Regions from separate parts of the Homo sapiens genome. Here region 2 is linked to region 1. A link is a loop called in an ENCODE intact Hi-C map of the cell type or tissue named here. Cell type or tissue: heart left ventricle. All regions are shown on one strand. Links, peaks and the distances in the headings refer to the core of each region. The heading gives the core; the rest is flanking DNA.

Evidence for each region. A loop is a pair of places that touch in the nucleus more often than their neighbours do. Peaks named below come from ENCODE experiments on the same cell type or tissue, not always from the same donor. Only the 100,000 strongest peaks of a DNase experiment are listed, where the experiment ranks them.
Region 2: a loop joins it to region 1, with 2.1 times the contacts of the local background. A loop is called at or near these places in 22 of 110 quality-filtered maps.

The regions. Positions count from the first base shown.
Region 1 is chr2:46,387,541-46,392,921 of GRCh38, reverse strand. LINC01820 (long intergenic non-protein coding RNA 1820) reads left to right here. Exons shown (of 3, transcript NR_146999.1): 3 at 439-629. Among named protein-coding and RNA genes, the nearest start is that of LINC01820, 3.9 kb to the left of the region's middle. In heart left ventricle, for the core only: a CTCF peak has its summit at 3,302; DNase peaks (open chromatin) are centred at 3,387 and 3,879; H3K27ac peaks cover 1,861 bases.
Region 2 is chr2:46,442,878-46,448,258 of GRCh38, reverse strand. It overlaps the pseudogene RN7SL817P. Among named protein-coding and RNA genes, the nearest start is that of LINC02583, 16 kb to the right of the region's middle. In heart left ventricle, for the core only: no CTCF peak of the experiment used is centred there; no DNase peak of the experiment used is centred there.

The DNA of each region.
Region 1 (5,381 bases), core at 274-5,273:
CCCTTCCACTGCATTATCGAGAACTCTGTCTCCTAGAGCCTCCCCTCCTCTGAAGGGGCCTTTACCTTCTTTCACTGAAGCCTGGCTGTCCTCAAGCTCCCTGCTCCTTGCAGCCACTCAGGTTGAGGCTGGTTTCTGTCGCCTACAGGCAGGTGTCAGGCAGGGCCTGGACGTAGAGGGGTTACTCATTTCTCCCTCTCAGTCCTCAGACTCTTTTTTTCTTCCCCCAGTGACTTCAGTCCCCAGCTCCTCTCTCCATCCACCTTTACTTTCACGGACGCTGACACCCACCTGGACCACTCTGACAACATCCTGGCTCCCCAACTTCATCAGACCCTTGCCTTCTTTGATTTCAGCCACCTCTGAGATCTGAAAATTTGCTTTTATTTAAAAAATGTCTTAAGTTTACATATGTAAAATTCTTTTTCTGATGTACAGGTCTATGGTTTCTTAGACACGCGTGGATTCTCACAGCCACCACCACAGACAGTACAAGCAACAGTTCCAATACTCCAGAGAACGCCCTCATCTCTCCTCACCCCTGCCTTCTGGCAAGCAATGAGCTGTTCTCTGTTCCTGTATTTTTGCCTTTTCTAGAATGCCATATAAATGGAATTATATAGAATGTGCCCTTTTGGTACTGGCCTCTTTTGTTCAAAAGAATAATACCTTTGAGATTCATCCATGCTGTTGTTTGAATCAAGCATGTTAACTTTTATTGCTGAGTAGTAGTCCATTGTGTAGATATATTACAGTTTTTTAAAAATCTACCCCTGTCGAAGGACATTTGGGTTGTTTTCAGTTCTTGGTGAGGATGAACATTTGTGTGCAGATTTTGTGTGGACTTAAAATCTTGACTTCTTTAAAATACCTAGAAGTGGTCATTGCTGGGTCCTATGTATGTGAGATCTCAACTGTAAGTTTCCTCTCCTCTGACAACTGTGCCCCATCCACATGGTTCCTTTCTCTAACATATCACACTGACCACTGTGACCTCACTAAGACCTCCAATTCACTGAGCCTGCCATTTTTTTCATTGATCATGAACCTATTCATTTTTTCTTTCCTTCTCACACAACTTAGTGATCCATCGTAATAGTCATCCTACTGGAAACTTTCCTCACTCCCTTAAACATACCGTCCTGGCTGAACCACAACCTGGTAAACTCAACTACCCACCCATTCAGTCTCCATTAGAGTAGAACAGTGTGGCTAGAAGAAAACACAATTGTGCCATGGGCCAGTTCATGACCATAAATCTCACCTGAGCTTCTGATACTGATCATCGATCAGTCTGACCTTCTAGTGACTATTTCATACTTGTATCTCTTCAAACCTCTGACAGCCTCATATATCACTGGGGAAATAGCGATCAGACTAGAGATTGCTTATTATCCTCCCACCACCAATTCCACCTGACGGACTAAGGCTTTACTCTCTTCTCTGCCTTCCCCCTTTTAAAACGATGAACTGTCCATGCTTCTGTCTGAAGCCAGCCCCTCGATGGTGCAGTGGATTCCATCCGTGCCCATCCCACCTTTTCAATCATTTTACTTCTGCAATTATCCCCCCCTTTCCTGTCTTCATCAACTTTCTGCCATCACCGTATATACGTTTCCTAATGTAGCTCATCTTCAAAAATGATGTCCCTCCTGGCTCCCCAAAACCAGTAACTTTACAGTGGAGAGACCTGACAAAACACCTCAGCCAGGTGATCAAGGCAACGAGTCATGACGGCGGAATGTACCCTTGCTGTGATGTGAGGAGGTGATAATGGCACTGTACCTCTTTGGTCTTCCTTTCCAAAACCCACAACCTCTGTCCAACCAGAAAAACACCAGACAAATCCAAATGGAAGGATGTTCTACAAAATACTTAACTAGCACTCCTCAGAATTGTCAAGGCCGTCAAAAGTGGGGAAAACCTAAGAGAAGCCTAAGGAGACGTGACAAGTAAATGTAATGTGGTATCCTGAATAGGACCTTAGAACAGAAAAAGAAAGATATTAAGTAACACTAAAAACTGGAATAAAGTACAGGCTTTAGATAATAAGGTACCAATACTGGTTCATTAATTGTGACTTATGTACCATAGTAATGTTAACAATAGAGGAGGCCAGGCACGGTGGCTCACGTCTATATTCCTACCGCTTTGGGAGGCCGAGGCAGGAGGATCACTTGAGCCCACGAGTTTGAGACCAGCCTGGGCAACATAGGGAAACCCCGTCTCTATTCTAAAAATAAAATAAAATAATAGAGGAAACTGAGTGCAGGGAACTCTTATAATGGTCTCACAGCCTTTCTGTAAACCTAAAACTATTCTAAGATAAAAGTCGATTAAATATGAAACCACACACACACACACATACACACACACACACATATACACTCCCACACACTCCCCTGACCCATGTCATCCTCTTGCTCCACTCCATTTCCCTGCTTTCCTGCACAGGGAACCTTCCCAAACGAGTTGTATATTGCTACGGTCTCTGTTTCCCCACTCCAGCCAGCTCATTCCTCAGTCTACTCCAATCTGCTGTCCTTAGCTCCCCACCAAACCTGCTCTTGTTAAGGTTGATGGTGAGCTCCATGTTGGCAAATCCGAGTCAATTTTTTTCCCCTTCCCTTACCTTTCAGTCTAGTGTGTGTGTAATGCAGTTCACTATGCCCTACTTCCCGCAGCACCCTTATCACTTGGCTTTTGAGATACTATACCCCTGGATTTCTTTCTGCTCCTTGGGTGCTCCTGCTCAGTCTGGCTTCTACCAGTGGCCTAGGTTCTGTCTCCCGACCTCTGTTCTTTGCACTTCTATCTCAGAGGCATATTTCATCCCAGCTCATGGAGTTAAGTACAATTTACCTACTGCACATACCCAAATTTGTATCTCCAGCTTTAAACCCTATGAGGTAGGGACTGCTGTCACCACCATTCTACAGAACAGCAGACTTAGGCTATCAGATGTTTAAGGGGCTTCCTTGAGGTTACACAGCAGGAAGCAGCAGGGCTGGGATTTGAACCTAGGTCCGTCTGACTCTAGGTCTGTGTTGTGAGTTGCCAGGCTGCCCGGCCGCCCCCTCCTTCCCAGCTCCCGTCCTGCCTGCCCCCCAGGGCCTCTTGCATGTATTGCTCATTCTGGCCTCAGGCCTTTGTCTCCCTGGTCCACTTCTCCTGGAATGACCTCTTTTCCCGCTGCCTGTCTAATCCTCTTCCATCCCAGCTCTGGTGGGAGATTCTTCACTCCTAAGACCCAGGCTGATCTCTGCTGGCCTCCTCTGGACATTTGCAGGAGTTGAAGTCCACCCTAAAACAACCAAGGGCTCATTTGCATCAATAGTTATCATGCTTTCTGAACCCGCGATGGGACCCTTGGCCCAAGTACAGCTGCACCCGCGGGGACGCGGAAGCACGTGATCTAATGCTTGGACTGGCTGGGAAAACTGGGCCATGGGCCTCCATCATCCCACACCATCTCAGACAGGGTCTCAGTCATCCAGGCGGGCTTTGTTTGGTTCCCCTACTAGCTGGGAAGCTTCTAGAAGGAAGGATCATGATTGCCGAAGAAGTATCATTTTTAAACACTGTGTATTAGGTGGGGCTGGGGAAGTACTTCAAAATCCTTTTCTCCTGGGTCCTGGGGGACCAAGAAAAGTTCAGTCTAGTAGTGAAAGAATTGATTTAGACTTCATTTGAGGTCACAGAGAGGCCAAGCAGTTCCCACAGGGGTCGCTGAGCTCAGAGGAATGTTTGGAAGAAATGGGGGTGACAGGATCATTTTTGGAAGAACTGAGAGTGCCGGAGGGAAGTGAGGAGCAGGAGGCTGGAAGGAAGATTTGGGAAGGGCCATGTGGGAGGCCCAGTGCTGGCTGAGACAGTGAGCGGTGACCTCTGGGGCAGAGAACACAGCCCTTTCACTTACGTGAGTTCAGCCCCAGTTCCCATGATGCTGGCCTGGGCTCTGGCCCCCACCCTGCCACTAACTCCCTGTGTGACTGTAGGCAAGTCGCTTTGTTTTCCTGGGCATCAGTTTCCTCATCTCTAAAATGAGGAGGTTGAAAAAAAGAAGTGATGGGGTTGGGCGACATTGTTTCTCAGCCCCTCTCAGCATCTGAGATAACATCCTGTGCTGTCTTACCCAGGGCCACTACCTCAGGGAAGGAAGAGCCGGGTTAACCTGACTGTTCTTCTGCAGGCCTCCTGGTAAAAGTTTCTTTTTCACAAAAAAGCAGTCTCTTTTGTGCGGGATCCAGGAGAGGAAGGATGTTAAGTGGTTGAATCTTGCATGTTGTAAAAGAAATGAATCTGCATTTCCGTGATCTCCAGAAAAAAAACAGTTCATTCACTCTCCACCCCCATCTGAACATGGGCATCAAAGCCCATGCTGCGGAATGGGATCAGTTTTGCCCTGCATGATCAGAAGGGGCAGGGTTGGCCCTTCTCTACTAGGTAGGGCCTTCTGAGGTTCCAGCCTTGGGTCAGAGTCCCTCTCCCAGAGAGATTCCTCATCCATAAGCCAGCCAACCAAGACAAGTGCTGAGATGTTGTCACAGCCCACCAGGGTTTGCTTGCCTAGAGGGGAATATATCTAGCATCAGGAGGACCCCCAATGGCTGAACGATTGCTGATTCTGCTCGGGCCCCTACCTTGGTCCTTGCACATCTGGTCACACAGGCATGTACCTACTCCTGAGTCACCTACATTTTGAAAATACAAAATCGGGAGCATTTAAGTCAGTCTTCACTGGATTGCTTGAGGCAAAACATGAAGCAGTGATGGCTTGTGTGGGTCTTGTGTCTTGTGCTTGGAGGCTGAGCTCCTCTGACCCATCAGGAACAATGGCTTCGTTGTGTTCCTGGCTTGCTCTGGCTTGCTCGCTGGACTTGGAAGCAAGAGGAGCTTTGAGCTGCCCAGCACCCCCAGGAGCAGGAGGGTATAATCATGGCCCAAGGACAGCACTGTGGACCCCATGGGACCCTGCAGTTGTTAGGGGGCTGGGATGGATAGCACCTTTCCAGGCCTGGATCCTGAATTAGCCAGTGCTTAGAGGCAACTCTGCTCCTGAAGGATGGGCTGAGATGTGTCAGTCACAGAAAAGCTTCAGAAAAGAACAGGTGATGTTTTCAGGAAGTCCAAGATGGCAGGCAAAGGTGGGTAGGAACCTGGCAGAGCCCAGAAACTCCAATCTGAAGGTCCAGGCCCCAAGATTTGGAAGAGAAGAGTAAGCAAAAGAACCAGAAGGAGGTCTAAAGGCTAAAGTAATAAAGACATGAATTTTCTATTTAGAAATGAGAACAGGGTCCTGTCATAAAATCAGCCTCCCAGCCATCAGTCTAAGGTGTAAGAGGAGAGACGCACTGGCCAGGAAGGGGTTTCAGTTTCAT
Region 2 (5,381 bases), core at 203-5,202, 55 kb before region 1:
TTCCAGCCTGGGCAACGTGGTGAGACCCTGTCTCTTAAAAAAGAAAGAAACAGAAAAAATGAACAGAGCACCAGTGAACTTGAGACAACTTCAAGTGATCAATTATACATGCTTTTGGTATCCCAAAGGAGAGGAGAGAGGGAGGAACATAAAAAATAAAAGACATTATAACTAAAAAGTTTCCAAATTTGATAAAAACTATAAATCCACCGAAACCCAATGAACCCAAGTACAACAAACACAAAACTAACCAAGGTGCATTATCATAACATTACTTAACACTCCTGATAAAGAGAAAATCAACTGGGCAACCAGGGAAAAAAAGGTCAAGATAATAACAGAATGCTCATTGAAAACAACGTAAATGAGAAGACAGTGGAGCAATATCTTTAAAGTAATGAAAAAAAATGCTGACCTAGAACTCTTTACCCAGTAACAATATTCTTCAAAAACACTTGCAAAATAAAGATATTATCAGACCTCAAAAAGATGAAAAAAATCATCACAACATACCTGCACTGTAAGAAATGTTAAAGGAAATTCTTCAAGCAGGAAGTAAATGATACCAGAGTAATCCTGGATCTACAGAAAGGAATAAAGAGTGGCAGAAATAGTAACTACGTGGGTAAATGTATAGACTTTTTCTTTCTTATTTAGATTTCTTTAAAAGGCAGTAGACTTTTAAAGCAAAAATAAAGTATAGTGTGTTTTATAACATCCGCAGAAGTGAAATGTATGTCAATAGCACAAAGGACAGGAGAGAAGAAATATAAATATGCTGTTGTAGGGTTCTTTTACTGTATGTGAAGTAGTATAATAACCCTTGAAAGTGAAGAAGCATACTGCATAGTAAAAACATGTTTCCTTCTGTATAGTCATAACACTTCTGACACCAGATGTGCATGTGTATGGGTTTCTGCCCACAAGAAACCCATTTTAATCACGTGCCACACCAGGCATTTCTCCAATTCCCCTTGGACACCAACTGGCTGTCTTATAATTCAATTAAATTATGACAGTATCTACCTAGAGTTAGCACAGATTCCACAGGTTAAGGGCTCAATCCCACAATGCTGCCTCTGACTTCAGATGCCCATCACAAGTAGTGGGTCCCAAGTTACTCACAACTTCTGTCTGGCTTGGCTACAGACAGAAGGGATATTCCCATGATCCCCTCCTCAGGTTTTATCATTTGCTGGGATGACTCACAGAACTCAGGAAAACACATTTACAAATGTATACAAAGGGCATTGCAACAGATACAGAAGAACAGCCAGATGAAGAGATACATAAGGCAAGATCTGGAAGGGTCCCAAGTGAAGGAGTTTCCGTCTCTGTTGGGGTGGGGTGTGCCACTCTTCCAGCAAGTGGATATGTTCACTATTCCAGAACTCTCCAAAACCTGTACTTTATATGGAGGCTTCATCACATAGGCATGATTAATTATTCACTCAATCTTCAACTCTTCTCCCCTCCCTGAGGATGGGGGATGGGGCTGAAAGTTCCAGGTTTCTAATCTTGGTGTGGGCTTTCTGGTGACCAACCCCCATCCAGGAGCCCACCAAGGGTCACCTCATTAGAACAAAAGATACCCCTATTGCCCAGGAAATTCCAAGGGATTTAGGATTTCTGTGTCAGGAACCTGGGTCAAAGAGCAAATATTAGAACAAAAGATGCTCCTAGCACTGCTATTGCTTAGGACATTACAAGGGTTTTAGGAGTTCCCACATCAGAAACCAGGGTCAGACACTAATATGTACATATTTCTTTTTATTTCATACATACTATAAACTCTAACCACTATGGAGTCTAGCTAATAAGCCATAAAAGGAGATAACATAAATACTCAATCCAAAAGAAGACAGAAAAAGAAAACAGATAGGATGAATAGAAAACAAATATCACAATCATAGCTTTAAACTCGATCATATCAATAATCACAGTAAGTGGAAATGGTGTAAGCTCCCAAATAAAAAGACAGATATTGTCACATTGGATAAAAATGCAAAACCCAACTAACTGCATACTGCCCACAAGAAACCCATTTTAACCACGAAGATTTAATCTGCATATTTAAAGACTGATATAAATATTTTAAATATAAAGATATGAATGGATTTAAAGGGATGAAAAATTATACCAACGTTAGTACCAATATTGTCAAACACAGATTTCAGAATAATGAATATTACTGGAGATAGAGTCATTTCATAGTAGTGGGGTGAATTCTTCAAGAAGACAACATTCCTAAACATCTATGTGTCTAATAACAGCACTTCAAAATATATGAGACAAAAATTGATAGCACTTCAAGGAGGAATAGAAAAATCCAAACAAATAGAAAACCAGTAAGAATATAGAAGACTTGGACAACAGTATAAACCAACTTGACCAAACTGATACTTTTTAGGTCATTCCACCCAACAACAGCTGAATGCACATTTTTGTCAAGTTCATGTAGAAAATTTATGAAGACAGAACACATTCCAGGCCATAAAACAAGTCTCAATATATTTAGGTGGATTCAAGTCCTACAAAGTATGTTCTCTGACCACAATGGAATTAAGTTAAAAATCCATAAAGAGATCTGGAAAATCTTCAAATATTTGGAAACTGTGTAATACACTTTTAAATAATACATAGGTCAAAGAAAAAACATATTAGAAAGTACTTAAAACAGAAAATGATAATATAGGATTTCACAGTGCTTTGCAGCTAAAGCTGTACTTAGGGGGAAATTTATAGCATGAAAGATACCAATATTAGAAAAGATCTCCAGTCATGACTTCAGCTTTCACCTTAAAAAAGCAGAATAAAAAGAGCAAATAAAATCCAAAAATGTGAGAAGAATGGAAATTATAAAGATAAGAGTGAAAATCTGTGGAAAAAAAATACATAGAACCAATAAATAGAAAAAATCAAAAGCTGGTTATGAGAGAAGGTCAAGAAAGATGATAAACCTCTTGCCAAACTTAAAACATAACCAGAATCAGGTATGAGAGAGGTGATATCACTATTAAGGGGATAATAAGGGATATTATGAACAAATTTACGTCAGTAAATTTGGCAATTTAGAATAATGGACAAACTTGTTGAAAGATACATACTACTGAATATTAAGTAGACTGAATTTACATGTGCCTGAAGAAATTGGAATTACATTTTTTCTTTAATAGATAAGGTCTTGCTCTGTCACCCAGGCTTGAGTGCAATGGCACAATCATAACTCACTGTAGCCAGGAACTCCTGGGCACAAGCGATCCTCCCACATAACTGGGACTACTGGCACATGCCACCATGCCTGGTGAAGTTTTGTCTTTTTTTGTAGGGATAGAGTCTTGCTGTGTTGCCCAGGCTGACCTTGAACTTCTGGCCTCGAGCAATCCTTCCACCTTGGCCTTCCAAAGTGCTGGAATTACAGTCATGAGCCATCATGATGGCCTTGATTTACATTTTTAACAATATGCAGATTTTCTTTGGGCTGCCTTTTCCCCCAGTTTTTAAAATGAGTGTGTACCTTCATGTATGTGTATTCACATGCAGAAAACTTTGGACATATTTTTCTGCAATTGAAATAGCTTTCAAGTTTCTGAACAAAATTTCTTTTCATGAATGCTAAGTTGTTGAGGGGAAAAGTCTGACTTTTCAAGCTGAGCTGCAGAGAGGAGGTTTCCAAGGAATGAGTGTCCATCTGGAGATATTCAAGCCTTACTCTCTGGATTTCCTTTGTTTAAAAATACATGCTTCCCAGATATTTGCAAAGATGAGTGTGCGCTGCTGTGAGTGCCCACGTTGTGGGGGGCCCTTCAAGGCACATGACAAGGGTGGAGCCAGAGTCACCTCAGTGACTTGGAGGCCCCACACTTCCCTGGGTCTCCATTCCCACTTCGGCACCCAGGAAGGGGTTCAGAGCTCAGGGATGAGCCTCTAGTGTAATGCGCATGGGGCAGTTTCCCCCAGAATCCTGAACAACTTGAATTTAGGACATCTTAGTCTGTCCCATTTTAATTAGGGGAAAATCAACTTAAGGGTCTCCTCAGTTTTACATGGTCATTGGTTGGAATGTGGAGGGAGGCTGGGATGAGTTCTTACCTCTTTTGCTCATAATTATGTAAACAGGAAAACATGGCCATGGTTGGAGGAAGAGGCCCAAAAGGAGACTCAAGGGGACATTGGCTGTTAAAGCAGCAGGAGACCTGGAGACACTGGGGTGAGCTGGGGAGACATGAGAGTGGCCTTCAGGAAGTGTGTGCCTCCAGGATTATGTGGGCTCAACTGGCAGTAGGTGCCCAGGAGCTGTAGGTACCCAGAAGGCAGGGAGGGCAGAGGCAGAGCCAACATGTGCTACATAATATTTTCAACTTTCAACATTCCTCTGTGGTTAGGGGACTTGTACTATACTTCAGATATGCATAGATGATCTGGCAAAGGGGACTATGCCTACCAGCCACATTGCAGAAGCTAATAACTGGGAGACACTATATGACAAATTACTTGAATTGGGTGTTACATATGAGGTCAGGGATGACATTCCTATTAGACTATTCAGGGCTTTCAGGGTGTTTGGTAATGTCTCTGTTCCAGTTTCATTCCGCAAGTCCCTAGTGAGCACCTGCTATGTGCCCCTATCCAGTGCCAGTTTCTCTGGTCCTTGACCCAGGCCCCCCTAGAAGGAGCTTTCAGTTTAGTAAAGGGGAGACAGCAGGGCTAATTAGAGACAAATCAGAGACTTAGGGCTGTCGCTCAGAGTGTGACCCACAGGAAGCAGACATGTGCAGAGGCAGAACCAGTGTTGGCGGGAGTTTGGGGAAGGACCAATCTTAAGCTGAGTAGAGCTGGGACAGGTATCAGAGGGCCAGTATTAGTCTGGATAGTCTATTAGGCCAACACAGGGTGGTTTTTTCCATGTAATGAAATGTTCAACAACTCCAGTAAAATTGATATGATGTATAAACCCAGTTGAATTAAAGTTAGTGTTTAAGGTTTAGGATTTAAGGGACTAGAAACGCCTGCGTGGCTCCATCTGGAAAAAGCTTTTGGGAACACCAAACAGGTGGTATCGGGCCCTGTGGGGGATGTGCACAGCCTGGGGCCCCTGCACGTGTATTTCTAGGCACTGTTTTCTCCAGGGAGACGGGAGAAAGGGAGGTATGCCCTGGCCTTGATCTACAATATTGAGGTCACTGGTAAAAGTTCTTTAGGTTTCCTTAAAGGTGTTAGGGATCCCTCCAACGGTCAGATTGTGGGGTAAATTAGGGTGACAATAACTTAGGAACACTGGGGGAGGGGGTGCTGTGTTGAAGGCCGCCTATGGCCATGTGCCTGCTTGTCAGAATCGTGGACACCAGAAGACAGGGATGGGGTCTAGGGAACTTGACTCT